Regions from separate parts of the Homo sapiens genome. Here region 1 is linked to region 2. Evidence: chromatin loops called from intact Hi-C (ENCODE). Cell type or tissue: gastrocnemius medialis. All regions are shown on one strand.

Region 1 (2,500 bases), 67 kb before region 2:
GGGGTGAGGGCCCCCTGCAGTGTTCTAAACCAAAAGCAAACCAAATGCCATGGTATTTTGAGGGAGACCATGCCAAGGACACTTAAGCCCACTGGCATTCATTTCAGTGACATCACAAACACTGATGACTTGGGGCTTCGTGGAGTGTTATAAATAATAAAGTACTCAAGTCCACGTGGCTCAAATGAAAAAGTCTTCCTTGGCTCATGGACTGGGAAGTCCATAGGTAGGTGGGCCTCAGGACTGGCTTGATCCAGGGGCTCTGAGACCACTTCTTTACAATTGGGTTCACTCTCAGGCTCACTTCCCACATGGAGACAAAATTGCCCAAGCTGTCCCTGGCATACATCCCACACTGCAATATGCAGAGCAGGAGAGAGGGCAGCTTCCAAACTCTCTCCTGAAGGTCAGGAGATGCCCTTTCCAGCCTTTCTTAGCAAGCCACCTACCACACCCCATTGAGCCGAATTGGGTCATATGCCTTTCCTGGAGCAAATCTTTGTGTCCAGGGATGTTGACTAATGTAGCCTGTCTGTCTCCAGAGATGGGGTCATCCTTAGACTCATTAAAACCTTCTGAGCTGGATGTGGAGTCCAGCTCACTTACTCTCACTTACTGAGAAGTCCATGGACTGCATGGGTAGGTGTTGTGGCTCCTGCACAAAAAACTGCGGTGCTACAAGAAAGCAGGGAGCAGGGGAAATGGGAGTGAAGTAAACAACCCACCCAAAAACAGAGACTACAGCGTGTCTGACTGGCTGCCTCACCTTCTCCACACTCATATGCTTAATGCGATCACAGTTATAAGCCTGCACAGCCTCTGGACCCAAGACCTCAGAAATCAGGAAGGGAGGGTGGTTAAAGATCTTACATGAAACTACCCCTTCCCGTCTGTCTCTTTGTGTTGGCCAAAGGCAGATGTTTGGGTGATCTTTGATGAGGGCAGTGTCTGCCCACTTTTCACAGTCTGGGTGTCACTGGTGGGATGGAGGGGACTTCTGATCCTTGATAGTATGCCTGCAATTAGGGTACTCTGCCATCAGGGGGCAGCAAAATCAAAAAAAAAAAGCTCATTTGCCTTGGCATCCTGAGAAATGTAGATGATCACATATTTTCTCCATGAAATTATAGGTAACTTTTATGTTAAAAATACCACTTCATTATACAACTAGGTTCCTTTTAGATGGTTGCTCATCACCTACTGTATGCACAGTAAGTCCCCTGGTCTCTGCATCCAGTGACAAAAAGGGACAGGAAGGAAGGGATGGTTAGGAGAAGGAGTGCTCTGAGATGCACGCTGTGTTGGCTGTGGGCTGTGGGGGAAGCCAGACTGGCCTCACCCCACAGGACCTAGAGAGGCAGGTTCTTCAAGTCTCAGAGTTGGGAAGCATGCTTCTTCTCAGCAATTCTTCTAATCCTGTGGACACAGAGAATTATGTAACTGACCCTGTTCCTCTCTCTGCTGGGGCTGCTGGGCAGTACAGAGAGGAAGGAGGGGCTGCCCTGGGCTGTGTCACCACCCACGGCAGAGATTCCAGGGCTTGACCTCAGCCCCAACTTCCTCCTAATCTATGTAGTTTTCCTTAACTCTAGTTTTCTTACCAGCTTTTAAAAAGATCTTTCTATAGTAAGGCTTCCTTTGTAAGAAGCCCCATATACTCTTTAGAACAAGATAGGATAAAAGCATTCAATTTTTAATGTTCCAGGTACTGCAATCAAAAAGTCAAGTAAAACACGCAGGCCTTCCTGGATTTTCTCGACCCATCCTTTACCTGTCCCATTACCTTGGCCCTTTTAAATCTCAGCTTTCCTCAGAGAAGCTCATAGTACTCAAAGCTCACTGTTTAGTTAGGGACACAGACAAGGAAACAATCAATGACAATCCCAAGTGACCAGCCTGTAAAAGAGGAAGTCCCAGGACTCATGGAAACCGGGGGTTTGCACAATTTAGCCAGGGGCCAGGGAGGACTTCTAGGAGGAGACGATGCCTGGGCTGATCCTTAAAGAGTGAAGAGAATTTGGCCAGGCAGAGGAGGAGAGGGAGGCCCCTGGCAGGCAGGGGTGTGATGGAGTGGAATTAGCTTTCATTTAGCAAATCCCTCTGGCTGCAGGAGAAGGAATGGGGGTGGGGGGAGTAGGAGCAAAGAGAGCAGGAGAAGGTGCCTGCACTTGTGTCTAACTACGCTGTGGAAGGACTTGGAGGCAGGACCTGGGGTTGGACTAATGTGATGGAGCAGGAAGAGAAGTCTCCCAGAGGGGTTCTCAGGAGTCAGGGAGAGCAATAGGGTGGCAGCAGGTGCCGTTTCTGGAGCTGGGAGGAGCTTAGGACAGGCTGAGCTCAGCCAGGGGCCTTCAAGTCATGGTGCCAGGGAGCCCAGGGAATTATAGATTTGGAAAGTATATCAGTCTGGCTTCTCCAGAGAAATAGTACTGATAGAAACAGATGGATGGTGGGTGGATGGTGGATGGGTGGCAGATGGATGGATGGGTGGATGGGTGGT
Region 2 (2,500 bases):
TGTGCCAGGCACTGTTCAGGGTATTTGGGAGATAGCCATGAACAAGACAGACATCCCGTTATGGGGATGGGGACCAGGTCTAATGCAAGGAGACAGATAATAAACATGATAAAGAATAAATAAGCAAATTTCATCATGTGCTAGAAAGTGAGCCCTGCTAGGGAAGGAAAGATGCAAACTGGGTGGTCAGGCTGGGCCTCACGGAGGAGGTGACCTTTGGGCAAAGCCTGGTGGAAGGAGGTGAGGAAGTTAATGAGGGAAGAGCATTCCCACCAGAGGGAACAGCCAGTGCAGAGACCCGGAAGCAGGCAGGCTTGGGAAACAGCAGGAGGCCCATGTGGCTGAAGCAGAATGACCAAGGGGATTAGGGAGATAGAGCCTCTACATCCCTGCAAAGACCGTGGCTTTGACACTAGCAAGGAAACACAGAGGAGGGTCCTGCTCCATCCTTGTAGGTTTCCATGGATCTCTGGGTGCTTGCTTGTGCAGGGAGGCCAGGGTGGGAGTCGGGAGGAGGCTAGAGGCAGGTGCGGGCACCTAGGCTGGAGCCAATGGCGGCTGGGATGAGGGGTGTGAAGGTGTCTCATTCTGGATGTCTTTGAGATCCAGCTGGCTCTGTCCTTACTCTACAAATGGGAATACATGCAGAACATAAATACGTCAAACGCATAGCACAGAATGCCTGGAAAAACAAATCTGGTTTACTTGGCCTTCAAAGGGTGGCTGAGCTCTGTGCTTTGGGAATATGTTTTAACTGTGATGTGTTGTTAATGCAATGATGAAAAGATGAGGCCACACCCATGTGTGCCCTCGGGAGAGCGGGCATTTTCTGGTCCTATTGGAAGTGGAACTGAGCAAGTCCACAATGTTAGCAAGAGCCAAGAAAACAGGCAGGGAGGGAAGGACGTGTGTCCGGGAGGAGAGCCCGTGAGCTGCGCATGTAAGGCAGGTGGAGTTGTCCCTGAGGATGCATCCATCTGGGACTATAAATAGCCGCCTGTTCTAGGCGGTCTGGGAGGAATGAAGGAATGGTGCAAGATGCCTGCACACGTGCTTCCTGGGCGTTCCAGGCGTTTATGAGAAACAGCCCTGGGCCTCCAGCATCAAAGGGAAGCTCTAGACAGGTGGGCCTTGGCCCTGGCCCAGGGCACTCCTTGTTCCGCACAGCCTAAGCCGCACAGGGCACGAGTGTCAAGATCACATGGCAGAGTTGTGAAAGTCCCGGCAGGAGGAATCTCAGATGACGTCTGCCTCATCCCCCTGTTATTCACAGAAGGGGATCCTGAGCCGGGCTGGGCCAAGACTCGGAGCTGCGATGCCCGGCCAGCCCTGGAGCCCTCGCCCAGGTTAAGGCTCACTCAGGCCCCTGGGGTTCTCTGTTTTCTTGTGTTTTGATGTGAATTGGCATCTCCGTCTTCCACTCACCAATATAGAAAAATAGCAGCGGGTGGACAGCACCTTGGGTGGTCCCTGTTCCCATCTGGGTGTATATTCCTCCCAGCTTTCCCCTGGTCTGAGTCTCTTTAAAATGTGAAGGCATGCCGTATACCTGATTCGTTCGCTTCAATTTAGTGTGTGGGCACTTTCCTCACCATGCAGATTCCTCACATTCATGTCAATATCCTCCCAAATTCCTTCCAATGCATGCCCCACAGTAAATGTAGTCGTCACTCTTGCACTGTTGGATGTCAACATCATTTCCAGGCAGACACTGGGCTAATCAGCTTGTTAGACCTCATCTCATTGATTTCTTTTTTTTTTTTTTTTTTTTTTTCCTGAGATGGAGTTTCATTCTTGTTGCCCAGGCTGGAGTGCAGTGGCGCGATCTTGGCTCACCGCAATCTCCGCCTTCCAGGTTCAAGTGATTCTCCTGCCGCAGCCTCCCGAGTAGCTGGGATTATAGGCATGCACCACCACACCCAGCTAGTTTTGCATTTTTAGTGGAGTCGAGGTTCCTCCATGTTGGTCAGGCTAGTCTCGAACTCCTGACCTCAGGTGATCCGCCCCCCTCAGCCTCCCAAAGTGCTGGTATTTCAGGTGTGAGCCACCGCACCCTGCCTTCATCTCACTGATTTCTTACAGCCACCATGCAAGATCAGTATTGCTAACTCTATTTTACACATGAGGACTCTGAGGTTCAGAGAGGGTAAGTAACTTGGTCAAGGTCACACAGCTGGGAAGTGGAAGAAGCAAGGACTCAAGCCCAGGCTGCCTGACTCTAAAGCCCAGGCATCTATTTACAACATTTTACTGTACCCATAATGCAGGGAACATTGTTGCAACTGAATTTCTGTGACAGTCATGGTCATTTCCTTGGGACAATCCCAGGAGAGGGACTGCTGGGTCAAAGGGCGGGAAAAGTTTTCACATTCCTTAGAGTCAGTGCCAAATGATATTCCAGAAAGTGATGTTGATTCATCTTTTCCCCCCAGCCGCCACCCTCTCCTGCCTGTTTCTCGTAAATGAACACAGCGTGTGCCCAAAGGATGGTGCTCCCATC

What was found. A loop is a pair of places that touch in the nucleus more often than their neighbours do. Peaks named below come from ENCODE experiments on the same cell type or tissue, not always from the same donor. Only the 100,000 strongest peaks of a DNase experiment are listed, where the experiment ranks them.
Region 1: a loop joins it to region 2, with 6 times the contacts of the local background. A loop is called at or near these places in 4 of 110 quality-filtered maps.

What each region holds. Positions count from the first base shown.
Region 1 is chr4:8,166,966-8,169,465 of GRCh38, reverse strand. No RefSeq gene overlaps it. Among named protein-coding and RNA genes, the nearest start is that of ABLIM2, 9.4 kb to the right of the region's middle. In gastrocnemius medialis, a CTCF peak has its summit at 1,026 (motif pointing right); DNase peaks (open chromatin) are centred at 85 and 415; H3K27ac peaks cover 2,500 bases.
Region 2 is chr4:8,100,024-8,102,523 of GRCh38, reverse strand. All of the region lies in intron 2 of ABLIM2 (actin binding LIM protein family member 2), which reads left to right. Among named protein-coding and RNA genes, the nearest start is that of ABLIM2, 58 kb to the left of the region's middle. In gastrocnemius medialis, no CTCF peak of the experiment used is centred here; DNase peaks (open chromatin) are centred at 1,063 and 2,473; H3K27ac peaks cover 2,500 bases.